Linked DNA regions of Homo sapiens: all the other regions are linked to region 1. Evidence: chromatin contacts called from ENCODE Hi-C or POLR2A ChIA-PET data. All regions are on one chromosome and are shown on one strand. The core of a region is the stretch at or near the end of the contact, and the rest is flanking DNA. Distances in the headings are between cores, read along the strand shown.

Evidence for each region. Hi-C counts contacts between places; a loop is a spot of excess contacts on that map. ChIA-PET counts read pairs that join two places held with the same protein, here RNA polymerase II (POLR2A). Pooled maps may share reads with other maps.
Region 2: a pooled map of right cardiac atrium shows a loop between it and region 1 (2.5-fold over the local background). The contact joins two enhancer-like sites. A Hi-C loop is called at or near these places in 2 of 50 pooled maps. POLR2A ChIA-PET finds 5 or more read pairs at or near these places in 2 of 52 experiments (OCI-LY7 and activated T-cell).
Region 3: a map of cardiac septum shows a loop between it and region 1 (5-fold over the local background). The contact joins two enhancer-like sites. A Hi-C loop is called at or near these places in 13 of 168 maps with a recorded cell type or tissue (CD4-positive, alpha-beta T cell, Right ventricle myocardium inferior, cardiac septum and 4 more), 1 of 37 single-sample maps with no recorded cell type and 17 of 50 pooled maps. POLR2A ChIA-PET finds 5 or more read pairs at or near these places in 1 of 52 experiments (GM10248).

The regions. Positions count from the first base shown.
Region 1 is chr2:152,002,986-152,008,034 of GRCh38, forward strand. All of the region lies in intron 2 of CACNB4 (calcium voltage-gated channel auxiliary subunit beta 4), which reads right to left. Among named protein-coding and RNA genes, the nearest start is that of CACNB4, 94 kb to the right of the region's middle. Within about 2 kb of position 1,831, at least 5 of the 41 ENCODE cell types and tissues checked have a DNase peak (open chromatin) inside an H3K27ac peak, as active enhancers do.
Region 2 is chr2:151,716,941-151,721,519 of GRCh38, forward strand. NEB (nebulin) reads right to left here. Exons shown (of 182, transcript NM_001164508.2): 10 at 476-580. Among named protein-coding and RNA genes, the nearest start is that of NEB, 15 kb to the right of the region's middle. Within about 2 kb of position 2,036, at least 2 of the 41 ENCODE cell types and tissues checked have a DNase peak (open chromatin) inside an H3K27ac peak, as active enhancers do.
Region 3 is chr2:151,618,154-151,622,709 of GRCh38, forward strand. It overlaps NEB (nebulin), which reads right to left. Exons shown (of 182, transcript NM_001164508.2): 72 at 2,766-2,873; 73 at 1,298-1,609; 74 at 122-325. Among named protein-coding and RNA genes, the nearest start is that of NEB, 110 kb to the right of the region's middle. Within about 2 kb of position 1,263, at least 2 of the 41 ENCODE cell types and tissues checked have a DNase peak (open chromatin) inside an H3K27ac peak, as active enhancers do.

The DNA of each region.
Region 1 (5,049 bases), core at 581-3,080:
ACATTCCATCAATGAACATCATGCAAAGCATGCTTTCCACTCCCAAGCAAATGAATTTCCATCTCCAGGGCCCATGGAAAATATAAAGTTTTGCCTGATACCATTTTCTTCCTGTAATTTAAAGACATTCATCTATACCATTTGCTTTATTATCCAGATTTTAAAAACATATCTCGGCCGGGCATGGTGCCTCACACCTGTAATCCCAGCACTTTGGGAGGCTGAGGCAGGCAGATTGCCTGAGGTCAGGAGTTCAAGACCAGTCTGGCCAATATGGTGAAACCCTGTCTCTATTAAAAATACAAAAAAAATTAGCCGGGCCTGGTGGCATGCACCTATAATCCCAGCTACTTGGGAGGCTGAGGCAGGGGAATTGCTTCAACCAGGGAGGTGGAGGTTGCAGTGAGCCAAGATTGTGCCACTGCACTCCAGCCTGGGCGACAGACCAAGATTCCATCTAAAAAAAAAAAAAAAATCTCTACAGCTGTTCTCATAACTTACACAGCCCCATTTTTCAAAACAGCTCTTGATGCGCTTATTATATTTTGACCTCCTCTCCAAAAGAAAGGAGACACATTTCAGTGAAAGCTTTAAGGTTTTTCTGCGGCAGTTCCCTCCTCCCCCTTCTCTGCTCTATTTTGGTATGGGTTACCTTTCACAGTGTTCTAGAGAAACCTCTCTTCGTTTTCCAGCCTCAAGGTAACTGGATAAAAATGTAATTCATCATTGTATTGACTATATTTAGATATACAGAATTCTTGAAATATTTACAGTAAAGAAGGAAGATTTTTAAGTTAGTTGAGGATGCTGGGATGGAGGAAAAGGAATATTTTAAAGAGAAATTAATAAAAAAAAAAACCTTACTTTAAAAAAAAACCAAACAAACATGGTCTCTGTCACCCAGGCTGGAGTGCAATGGTGCCATTAAGGCTCACTGCAGCCTTAAACTTCTGGGGTCAAGCAATCCTCTCACCTCTGCCTCCCAAGTACTCGGACCACAGGCACATGCCACCATGTCTGGTGACAGGATCTCGTTGTTACCCAGGCTGGTCTTGAACTCCTGGGCTCAAGTGATCCTCCTGCCTCAGTCTCCAAAAGCGCTGGGACTATAGGCATGAGCCACCGTGCCTGGTTGATTTGCTCAACTTTGACAAATCTTTGTAGGTACCTGAAGAACATGTACATTCCATAGCTATATCCTGAATAAGTAAGTCGGGTACCTGTGAGGAGGGCACCATACACCTTCCTTTATTTCCCTCTGAATGAACCCCTGGCAAACTCTCCTCTACCTACCCACTGCCCTGAGAGGTTCAGGCACTACCTAGTCCCTTCCAAGATCCTCCTCTCCTTTTCGATGTTCTGTGCAGAAGCCCCATTCCTGCCCTTCTGTGCAACTTAATTTAGCATATATTGGTCACACTTCTGCCCTGTGCAAGCCCCATGTTAAGGAAGGTCTTAGTTGAAAGCACTAGACCAATGTGCAAGAGCAGGTCCTGAGTTATTCAAAACTGGAAACAACCCCCGTGTCCCCCCTACTTTACATACATACACACACACACACACACACACACACACACACACACATGCTAACAACCAAAACCTCCTTCAGTCAATCCTGCCCCTCCTGCCTTCAGTGGAGTGGGCAGCTGATGCAGGAAGGAGTTGACTTATGAAATGACAGAGTCCCTTCTAGTTTTCCTGAAATTACAAAATCTACCAGCAGAATAGGGCTCCCGCAGCACCACTTAGCTGGGCTGGACAATGGGGATAGGGGAGGAGTCAGAGGCACTGTGGCAACCAGGTCACATCAGCATTCTTCAATAGGAAGACCATAAATATCAGTGGTTAAGCAGTTTTTCTGTTTCTTCAAGGCAGAGCCACAGCGGCGTTTCTTGTCTGTTTCTCTTTCTTAAGGAGCACTGGGTAGTGACATCTAGTGGTCCCTATTTAAATTACTCTTGGATGCAAATCAAAACCACAATGAGACACCATCTCACACCAGTCAGAATTGCTATTATTAAAAAGTCAAAAAATAACAGATGCTGGTGAGGTCGTGGCAAAAAAGAAATGCTTATAAACTGTTGGTGGGAATGCAAATTAGTTCAGCCCCTGTGGAAAGCACTTTGGAAATTTTGCAAAGAACTAAAAATAGAACTACCATTCAACCCAGCAGTTCCATTACTGGGTATCTACTCAAAGGAGAATGAATCTTTCTGCCATAAAGACACATGCATGTGTATGTTCATCGCAGTACTATTCACAGTAGCAAAGACATGGACTCAACCTACATGCCCATCAGTGGTGGATCAGACAAAGAAAACGTGGGACATATACATCAGGGAATACTAGGCAGTCATAAAAAGAACAAAATCAGGTTCTTTGCAGCAATGTGGATGCAGCAGGAGGCTGTCATCCTAAGAGAACTAATGCAGAAATGGAAAATCAAGAACTGAATGTTCTCACTTATAAGTGAGAGCTAAAATTTGGGGTCACACAGACATAAAGATGGGAACAAGAGACAATGGAGACTTCAAAAGGAGGGAGTGAGGGGGGCGGAAAAACTTCCTATTGGGTACTATGTTCATGATCTGGGTGAAGGGATCCATAGAAACACAAACCTCAGCACCACACAACCTCGTCCTTGGAACAAACCTGCACATGTATTTCTAAATCTACAATAAAAATGGAAACATTTCTTAAATTACTCTTGGACTACAGTGCCATGACAAAATAAATGAGAAACAGCTTTCAGGAAACTCAGAGTTAATTCTAAGTGCAAGTGCAACCACCACTGTGTCCCAGATTTCTGTCACAACCATTTCGGGCAAGTTACTTCCCCTTTCTGCACCTCCATTTCCTTATTTGTAAATAGGGATAACAATGGAACCAAGTACATGGGCTATTTGGAGGACTGAAGGAGATAATATATGCAAAATGCTCAGAACGGTGCCTGGCACATAGTCAGCATTCAACAATGTTCGCTATCATTAGTATTCTACTCCACCTGTCTTTGTCATACCATAAAAATCATTTTTTAAGTACTTAGTGAAAGTGCATCAATTTTTACCCATAATCTTCTAGTGCTATTGACACAGCCAGGAAGATATGCCTCATATACCATGTGGTCTTGCATATGCCCTCGACACCACTCTGCATGCCTTCAAAGGGCACAGCAACCTCACCATCAGAAGTTCAATGTCATCCAAGCCCATCAGTGGCCCACATTGCCCAGGATTTATGTTTGAGATCTGAATGTCTCAGGTGGGATGTGCTCTATTCAGCTTGCCACAGTCCATACTACTCCCTGTCACCTGGACTAAGCCACTTGTCTCACATTTGTTACCTGCTGGCCTCTGAAAACACTTGAGTTTGAGTTTGATGCCCCCGTTCCATATCTCTCTTTTTTCTTTTCTTTCTTTTTTTTTTTTTTTCTTTGAGATGGAGTCTCACTCTGTTGTCCAGGCTGGAGTGCAGTGATGCAGTCTCGGCTCACTGAAACCTCCGCCTCCTGGGTTCAAGCGATTCATGCCTCAGCCTCCCAAGTAGCTGGGACTACAGGTGTGAGCCACCACATCTGGCTAATTTTTGTACTTTTTAGTAGGGTTTTGACATGGTGGCCAGGCGGGTTTCAAACTCCTGACCTCAAGTGATCCACCTGCCTTGGCCTCCCAAAGTGCTGGGATTACAGGCATGAGACACCACGCCTGGCCCTATATCTCTTACTCTGGGATTGAAAGCCTTTCATTATCTGCCCTGGTAGTCACGTTTCATTCATACGAACCCTACATACCAACCATCGTCATGGCAGCTGAATATTTAAGTTCCCACCAGTTTCTGGATCTTTCCTTAGCCAGCTCCTATCTATCTAGAATACCTCCTATCCTCTTTCCACCCCAATCCTGCCTCTCCTCCAAGGTCCACCTTCAATTACACGGCTACCTTAGAAACTTCCCATTGACTAGTAGAGCCTTAAGTAATCTTCCCTTTCTCAGTTGTGTCATCTATAAAGCAGGGCTAATAAGTACCTGTTTCAGAGGGTTGCTGGAGATGAGCAATAAGTTAGATGAGTTAATAAGTACTTTGTGCCGGCAAGTCACACCTGGTCTGTCAATAAGGCCTTACTGTTACCATTTTATCCCTCTCCGCTGACAACTCTACCACCTATTGTATTTTTGTGTATGTGCCTTTTTTTTAACCATTTTTCAAATCATGGGAAAATATGCATAACAAAATGTAGCATTTTAACCATCCGTAAGTGTGCAGTTCAGTGATATTAACTACATTCAAATTGATGTGCAACCATCATCACTATCCATCTCTAGAACTTTTCCATCTTCCATTTCAACTTTTCAAAAAGAAACTCTGTACCCATTTAACACTAACTCTCCATTCTGTCCTCCCCCAAACCCTGGCAACCACTATTAGAATTTGTGTCTCTGAAGTTGACTACTCTAGATATTTCATATAAGTGGAACCATAAAACATTCTTCCTTTGGGGCCTGGCTTATTTCACTTAGCGTAATGTCTTCAAGGTTCACCTATGTTGCAGCACGAGTCAAACTTTTCCCTCATTTTCAAGGCTGGATAGTATTCTGTTGTATGTGTATCCTACATTTTCTTTAGCCATCCGTCTGTGGATGGACACTTGGGTTACTTCCACATTTTGGCTATTGTGAAGAATGCTGCTGTGAACACAGTTGTACAGATACCTGTTCAAATTCCTGCTTTCAGTCCTTATGGGCATATATTCAGAAGTGGAATTGCTGGATCATATGGTAATTCTACGTAATTTTTTTTTTTTTTTGAGACGGAGTCTCGCTCTGTCACCCAGGCTGGAGTGCAGTGGCACCATCTTGGCTTACTGCAACCTCCACCTCCCGGGTTCAAGTGGTTCTGCTGCTTCAGTCTCCTGAGCAGCTAGGATTACAGGCACCTGCCACCATGCCCAGCTAATTTTTGTATTTTTAGTAGAGACAGGGTTTCACCATGTTGGCCAGGCTGGTCTTGAACTCCTGGCCTCAAGTGATCTGCCCGCCTCAGCCTCCCAAA
Region 2 (4,579 bases), core at 786-3,285, 290 kb before region 1:
GCTGTTTGTTAGGGCCTTAAAAGTTATGAGGTCCACTGCCCACTGCTGTTAACTAAGCTATGTCTGAGACACATTCTTATTTTTCCAAGTGTGACGGATAAGATAGAACTATCCAAGGTCTTCACAGTGAATTTAAACCAGCTCTTCACGGAAGTGTGTGGTTATTTGGTGACTCTGTAGTATTACTGTCATAAGTAAAAATGTCAAGTGACATTAGAACATGGCTTCTGTTTTCAAAAGGTGATTTTCACATTTATCAATTACTGAGTCATCAAGCTGGCTAAACATTTATTAACACAGTTCTTGACGTTTATGGATGTATTGCTTTTGCTGTAGAGTCTTTGGGGATCATATGTAAAAATACTCCTAGTGTTTGTGTTTTATCTTCAGTCTCACCTTTAGTAACCCTCTCTGATGGTTGAAATTATTAAGCAGAGTCTTCAAGGGAGGCAATGTCCCAGCTCTATTTACTTACCTTGCTCACTTGATTGGTTACTTTCTTGGCAAATTCTATATCTGGAGGATCAGCCAGAGGCGTGAATTGAGCTTGCTGTTCAGCGAGACCTTTTTTGTAGGCAACCTGATGAAATAAAAGACAGGGATGTATTTTAAAAACGATTATGCTTTCATCTTTATTTGAAGTCTTAAATTTTAGTGTAACATGTTATAATTTGTCCTAGATGTTACATACCATTGCTCTCAGTACTGCTAGTGATTTCTATTTTGCTGAATTTTCTTCCCTCCTCCTCAAGACTCATGGCCCTAGATCTGCTTTCTTCCATTCATTTCCATGCCATGGTTTGCAACTGCAATTATTCTCTTAACCAGCGTCTTCAACTCCCAACCCCTTGTCTTTTTATCACATTCAATAAACCCCCAGCCTTGGATCGACTTGACCATATACCTCCTTTGTTCTTTTTTTTTTTTTTTTGAGACGGAGTCTCACTATGTTGCCCAGGCTGGAATGCAGTAGCGCGATCTCGGCTCACTGCAAGCTCCGCCTCCTGGGTTCAGGCCATTCTCCTGCCTCAGCCTCCCGAGCAGCTGGGACTACAGGCACCCGCCACCGTGCCCGGCTAATTTGTTGTATTTTTAGTAGAGACGGGGTTTCACCATGCTAGCCAGGCTGGGCTTGATCTCCTGACCTCATGGTCTGCCTGCCTTGGCCTCCCAAAGTGCTGGGATTACAGGCGTGAGCCACCGCGCCTGGCCAACTTCCTCTGTTCTTATGCCTAGGATGCTGAATGCCACAGAAGAAAACCTGCAACTCCATGGATTAGGCAATGCTAACATGATGAGTAGGGTTAAGAAGGACACAGGAAGAAGGTACAGGGCAGGGAGACTCTGAACCCCAGCACTTAGCTTGAAATCTACATGCCTGCCCAGTGGTATGTTCTGTGAACAACAGCTTGCTTGGGGCTCTGTGCCCAATACTCTATGACCCTATGGTATACTAATGCCATTTTGTCTTCAAGGAAACTTTCACAGCCCATTATGAGTCTCTGGTTAGTCCCTACTCTCAGGGGCCAGTCTAAAACCCCAACACTGTCCTTAAGCCCACAATCAACCCCACCTTACTCTCAGCTTCCTCTTTCATAGAGTGAAGAAACGCTACACACTTATCTTCTCCATATTCATCCCTGCGTCTCCCACCCCTTCCCTGGCTCAGAGGAGAAACATCCTTCAGAGGGAATGACTCCTGCACCCAGGGTGCTGCCCTTTCCAGCATATCCTTTTGCACCCAGCTCTCTCAGTCATCCCTCCTCTTTCTCACAACCCCAAACTCTCCTTCTTCATTAGCTCCTTCCCTTCAGCCTATAAAAGACTTCTATCACCTTAAAATAAGTATGGTGCCCACAAATAATGCATATCCTTCTCTCTTGCCCTCCTTTCTCTCTTCATTTCTGATTCCTCTGGTTCTTTTGTTCCACCAGACTTGGCCCCTGTTTCCAACAATGCAGAACTATTCATAGATCCCCAGATACATGAAGCCCTCAGATGCTTCACGGCCTCGTACATGCTGTTCCCTCTCCCCATCTGTCTGCAAACCGCTGTTTCCTCTCCATGGCTCAGGACACCATGACTCCCCTCTCAAGCCTTCCCTGACTCCTGAGCCAGACGTGATGACCTTCTCCTGGGATCTCACTCAACTTGGCCATTACCTCCTTTAGAGGGGTTGTCAGATGACACTGTAATTTTTTGTCTACATGTCTCTTTCCTCTTGACTGTGAGCTCTGGGATGGCAAAGAAGATGTCCTATCCTTGGGAACCCTTGTGGCCTGCATAGTACCTAGCTAGAGCAAGAGTCAATGACTGACATCTCAATGTGTGTCTTACACACTGAGGCCATGGGGGAATGTCTCAAGAGGAGAATTATCTTTCTAATCTTCCGTGACACAACTGTGAAGTTTCTACGATTATTTTCCCTTCCTCATGGCAGTGTTCTTATTTATCAAGTAAAGCAGTTGAATAATCCCAAGGTCCCAATCATCTTTATACTTTAACCAAGTCTAACTGTATCTTATCCCAATAATATCTACCTAGTGCCTATAACAAAAGCTTTCATGGACATCAAATCAATTGGGATACAAAAGACAGATTTTGAAATGTATTTACACAAATTCCACAAACAAGCCTGGCTTAATTTCTTTTAAATAAGTTAAGCAAGGCACAGTGACTCACGCCTGTAATCCCAGCACTTTGGGAGGCAAAGGCGGATGAATTGCTCAAAGGTTCAAGACCAGCCAGGGCAATACGGTGAAACCCTGTCTCTACCAAAAATACAAAAATTAGCCGGGTGTGGTGGTGTGCACCTGTAGTCCCAGCTACTTGGGAGGCTGAAGTGAGAGGATCACTTGAGCCTGGGAGGTGGAGGTTGCAATAAGCCAATAAGCCAAGATTGTATCACTGCACTCCAGCCTGGGTGAGAGAGTGAGACCCTGTCTCAAAAAAAAAAAAAAAAAAATACAAACTGAAGACTTCATTTTAGGCATAGGACAACAGGATTTTTCATGGCTGGTTAAGTCCTTAGGGTAAAAGCAACATTTGAATAGGATAAATGTTTATTAAGTATGACATCCTGCCAAGAAGTTTCAGACAAATCAGATCTAGAAGTCCTAATTTCTCAGGAACCTTCTTCAGAATTCTGTTTAGTTAGAATTCTGTTGTTATGGAGAATAATCTGATTTTTAAAAAAGTAAAAAAAAAAAGTTCAGTATTCTGCATCAGCTTAAAGACTCTTAGTGTGTGCAAAGTAGTTTGTCTCTACTTAGTTAATAAGGAAAACATGATAAGTAGATTAAGAAGGACACAGGAAGATAGTACAGGAGAGATAGCAACAGCATCTAAGCCCAAGCCCTTAGCCAGAAATCTATGTGCCTACACATGGTGCATTCTGCAAACAACAGCTTGCTTAGGGCTCTGTGCCCAATAATTGTAGAAGTTCATAGTACTGACAACAGTATTAATAGGCATGTCAATAATCTGATACTGAGTGCACACTTGGTCTGCAATTAAAATAAAAGCTATGCCTTAACTGTCACATCTTTTTGAGGAATAGCAGGGAAGACTTTACTTCATTATTGTATGTTCTCTTTCATTACATCTTCTACTGTAATTGCTCAAAACATGTGGCCAACTTTCATTGTTCAAAGTCCATAGCATTAGAATGGTATGAAGGTAATCCTTCATCTCTCCATTTGATAGATGAAGGGAGATAGGAGATTAACTGTCTTCTTGGAAACCTCTCCCAGGCTTACATGACATGGCATTTCCTGGTTCCTTTTCAACTTCGCTGTTTGTTCCCTCATCCTTTTGCTGGCTCCTGTTCAGTCCTAAGTGTGGGTGTCCTCCAAAACTCTGCCCTTGGCCATGCACTCTTCTGCTTCCCTCATAGATGTTCATGTCTTTGGCTATCACTTTGTTCTGATGACTCTCAAATATTAATTTCTTGCCCTGTTCTCATACCTGAGCAATGGAACTTTCTAATTTATCCATAGGATGCCTTGATCTGAAGTTTCCTTCAATCATCTCAACTCCATTTCTCTTTCCATTAACGCACCTTTACCAGCTGTGCCCCTACTCACCCAGACCACCAGTCTACAGTCAGAAGCTCCTCTAGGGCTTCTTTCTCTCCTTTGGCTCCAATATCCAATGCCATTCATGCCTATTAATACTTATTACCCTCAGATTCCTTTCTTCCTCTCCTTTGCCCTAATTATTACTAAAATAGATTTCTCCAAATTACCCAGTTTTTCCTGTATTTCCTAATCTCAATCTATCATATTGCTCATCAAAATTACTCCAGATTCTATTTTTATCATGCTGTTTTCCGCTCCAAAATCTTATGATGCCTCTTATTTATTACCGTTCCATGTCGAAGCAATTTTGTCTGCCTTTCAAGGTCCTGCTGCCGGCATTCTCACAAGTGCCCTCCAAATGAGGCACTCCCATCATTCATTTTCCTTGTCCCTCAAAACTCAGACCTCATTTTACCTGTGTCCCCTTGTTCAAGTGCTCCCTCTACTCAAAATGCCTTTCTTCATCACCACCCATGCCCTTGGGACCACCACCTCCACAT
Region 3 (4,556 bases), core at 13-2,512, 390 kb before region 1:
AAAATCATTTAAGAAGGTATCATAATGCTTATTATTATCTTTAAAATGCAATAATATATCAGAATTTTTAAATTGTTCTGTGGTAACTTTCGGTATCTAACAGTGAGGATTGAAGACTCACCTTATTCATGTTTAAAGCATTGTTTTTTGCCAGCACCTGCTCCGGAGTGTCCGTTATACTGGTAAATTTCAGCGTTTCTGGACGCTGACGGTAGATAGTATCACTAAGTAATTCTCCAGCTCTCTTGGCCCTAACAACTTCCAAGGAATCAATCGGAACCCAGCCAATGCCTTTCATCCATTCAAGGTCTGACTTATACAAATTCTGCAGATCAACAGATAAGAAACAGATTTATTAATTAGTGTTTCAGATTCATAGTTACAAAATGGGTTATCCTAGAGAAACACAAAAATACCGATGAATAGTTAAGGTTCCTAGCATAGTCATTCACTCACTCACGCACATTATTGAATCCTAAGTGTATTTTTTTTTCTGAGCGTTTTTTTGGTACAGAGGAGTACAGCAAGAATGATAAAAGATCTTCTTTTAAAGTAAAAGACATGGTCCTGCCTATGACAGTATTACAAGATTTTTACAGAGAAGCATGCTTTTTTAGCCTTGGAAAATGTAGTCTAATAGCTCCAAATAAAACCACACACTGAGACTGATGGTGCGTGAGTACTGCAGTCAAAAAATTCTCACTTTTATTTCCATCTTCAAAAATCACAAAACTTCAAGTGTATAAAGGAAATGTGATGTTACAGAGATATGTTTGGTATTTCCTTAATTATTCATTTTATTTTACTCTCAATAGGACATGCTGAATGTTGATAAGTATTAGACGACTGGTTTCGAAAAACGTAAGAATGATAGAATTTTCCCATCAGTAAGTATAAAATGTAAATTAAAGTAATTTAGCATAATATGCTTTCCCTCTATCTCCCTACTGCCCTCTGCCAACAAACACACACATTTTTTTACTTCCTTAGCCAAAAGTTTGCAGTGATATATTTTTAAGGGCTAAGTTTCATCTGATTCAAACAAAGGAAGCCTGAATCCCTAGGAAGATTTATACCTGTTTAGAACTGATAATATTTACTTTGTTTCCTCTCCTACAGAGAACTTTTGGAGAAGAAAACAAATTGTAGTACCTCCAATGGGAAACTCCTTTCAGACATTTAATTGTAAATTGTTTGAAATATACAAACAAATTGCAGTTCATTGGCACTAGTCAGAACTCACAGACACGTTTCAGATCCGCTTTTAACATGCAGAGCTAACATCAAGGAAACTTACGTCACTCTGGAGGTCATAGGCTTTCCGTGCATGAATGATGTCATTCTGGTCGGGCAGGCAGATCCATTCATGCAGAGGATGTTTATAGTCCACATCGCTGACCAAGGTCTGACACTTCTTGGCCAAAACGATACCAAGCATGTCCACTGGGCTGCTGTACCTTGTCTTGTATTTCTCAAAATCTTTCTTGTACTCACGGTCACTCTGCACTTTGGCAATGTGGAGGGACCACATTATCTTGGGGTCATCGTGTACTGCTCGGGCGCCAATGTGGTGACCCAACTGTTTACGATATGCTTCTTTGTATTTGTACTGAAAGAGAGAATCCAGTAAATAAGAAGGAAGCACAAAGGGCTATTCCCTGTTGTTCTTTCTGTGGTGGTGCTTTCTATGAAATCTTTAAGGCAACAGAGGAGTTTCACTGGTCATGCTGCTGTAACGCCACATATTGGACTGTTGTGCTCATTGGCACATGTCCACAGAATAACCCCACAATGGTTCCTTTATATATGCTAGAGAATCATATGTTGGCAAAAAATGATAAAAAGTGAATACTGAAATGAAGAGTCCAATTACAGTAATAAACCATGATGGTGTCTCAGAAATCCATCATGTGAGTGAGCCTATTTAAGAACACACCTGGGGCGTATGTTTACATGGATCATTAAAATTTTCTAGCATAGTCTGAGAAGTAATTTCCTCTTCACAATTGATTTGGGAGAAATAGTTTTAAAATGGACAATTTCTGTTATTTAATAGGTAGAGAGTTTAAGTTTTACAAGATGAAAATTCTGGAAATCTGTTGTACAATAATATGAATATACTGAACCCCACCAAACAGTATACTTGAAAATGGTTAAGATGGTAAATTTTATTATATATATATGTATGTGTGTGTATATATATATATATATATATATATATATATATATATATATATATTTAACCAGAATTTAAACATTTAAAAACCTATAAAAATGAACAATTTTACTACTCTTGGATTAATTTTTAAGATGTCCAGGGATCTGATGTTTTCATTTTTAGGGTAAAGAAATATTGGTTCTGTGCACCACATAGAAAGAAGACTTTGTCTTTCCATGTTCATTTTCAAGTGATGGGGCAAACTCAGTTAAGCCTGCTTCTTTTCTGGCATCTTTGCCTTGAGTGTGTTCCAAGGAAGTTCCTGAGGTTTTGTGAGTAGCTCAGCATACACACATCTAGCTTTAATCGAGGCACTCACTCCTATTGAGCAAAGATCAAAAATAAGGAGTCAAATGAGCCACATTCCAGTCTAGGCTATGCCTCTGTGATGCTTGTGATCTTGGGCAAGTTATCTGTATCTCAACCCTCAGTATATTTGCCTATGCACTGAAGGGAGTTAAGGTGGATGATGACCAAAGAGACATCCAGCTGTATTCTGTGTGGCTGGCATGATGGTAAGAAATGTTAGGACTTGATCAGCTCTTACATCACTGGCAATATCCCGAGAGGCCTTGGCAGCCACAATGGGAATGGCATCACTTCTCAAGTCATAGCCTTCTTTCTTGGCTTCTTCCATGGCCTGACGATAGAGGCTCTGAGGAAAGAAGGAGTAGCTTTTAAATATAGAATTCACATTCACTCGAAAAGTATATTTTCTGCCAAAGGAAGACCACTTTTGGATGCAAAACTACATGAGTATGTTCAGCCTTAAATCAGAAAAAGAACTCTTTCTTTTACTTTCTGTTTATCCTTGGATATTTATTTAAATGAAAATTTCACATTCAGCAAGTTTTAACATCACAACCTCTCTTTGCACAAATCTTTTACACGTTATACATTAAATGAACACCTCTTAATGTGTTTAGATTGTTCACCATTTGCCCTTTTCATGAAACAATCAAGAAATGTTGATTTATTTAACTCCAAATTTGAATTGGGAACATTTTTACTAGCAGAGAACAGTATCATATAATAACATATAATAATACTACCACTAGGAGGATGTGTCCATAATCAAATTTAGTGCTGAACTAAAGATGTGTCATTCTTTCTGAATCTCTCTGTTAATGTTGATTTGCTCCCTATTATTTCATCAACTGCTGCAAGTTGTTCGAGGACATGAGGGTAGCAGGTACCAAAGATTTAGGAGTCAAAACTGCAAAACTTTTTTGACTTCTTCTGTGAATTGAGAAAGCACCACCACTGTTCAATTTCTGTGGCAGGACAGACATGCACAGAAGACAAAACACAAATGTTCCATGGAAGTGTCATTTGAGAACCACGCATTAAACAAATCATATATACCAATGGCTTTTAGCCCTTTTTGTGAACCAGTGATAAAAATTTTGACTGATTCTGTATCCTCTTAACGAAAAATTTTAAGTAATTGCCAACATCGGTATTCAATAAATCAAAACAAGATAAATATACAGTTTGATAATAATTTTTAAACATAAAAAGTAAAAATTTATTGGATCTCTTAATGAGACTTGTAGGAGCTCATGGTGGTTTGATTACAAAGTTTTGATGGGCAATAATGAATTAAGTTGTCTGGTAGAGTTTTGTGGGGTCTTTTTTATTGTTGTTTTTTGTTTTTTGAGACAGTCTCACTCTGTCGCCCAGGCTGGAGTGCAGTGGCACAATCTCGGCTCACTGCCTCCCAGGTTCAAGCGATTCTCGTGCCTCAGCCACCCGAGTAGCTGGGATTACAGGTGTGTGCCACCATGCCCAGCTAATTTTTGTATTCTTTAGTAGAGATGGGTGTTGCTGATCTCAAACTCTTGAACTCAAGTGATCCCTCCTGCCTCAGCCTCCCAAATTGCTGGGATTTCAGGCATGAGCCACTGCACCCAGCCATGTTTGGTAAAGTTTCGTTTTAATACTTTCAGACATGCATCATAGTAACTACTAGGATGAATATGACTATTTCTTTTTCTTTATTTAAAAAATGAAATCTTTATATTATCACACTTAGTCAAATATTTTAATGTATGTTTTAATATTTTAAAATGTATACTTTCCACCTTTTGCAAAACTTCAAACTTACAGAAAAGTTGCAAGAATGCTACAATGAATACCAACTATCCAATTTATTAACATTTTTGCCATATTTGCTTTCTCTAGCTCTCTCTTTATGTGTTTGTGTATTTCTTCATTTTACTTATTATTATTATTTTCAATTGTTGAACTGATTAAGAGAAAATTGTACACATTATGGCCTTCATCCTTGAATACTTTACCATGTATCTCCTAAGAATAAAGATATTTTTATATAATG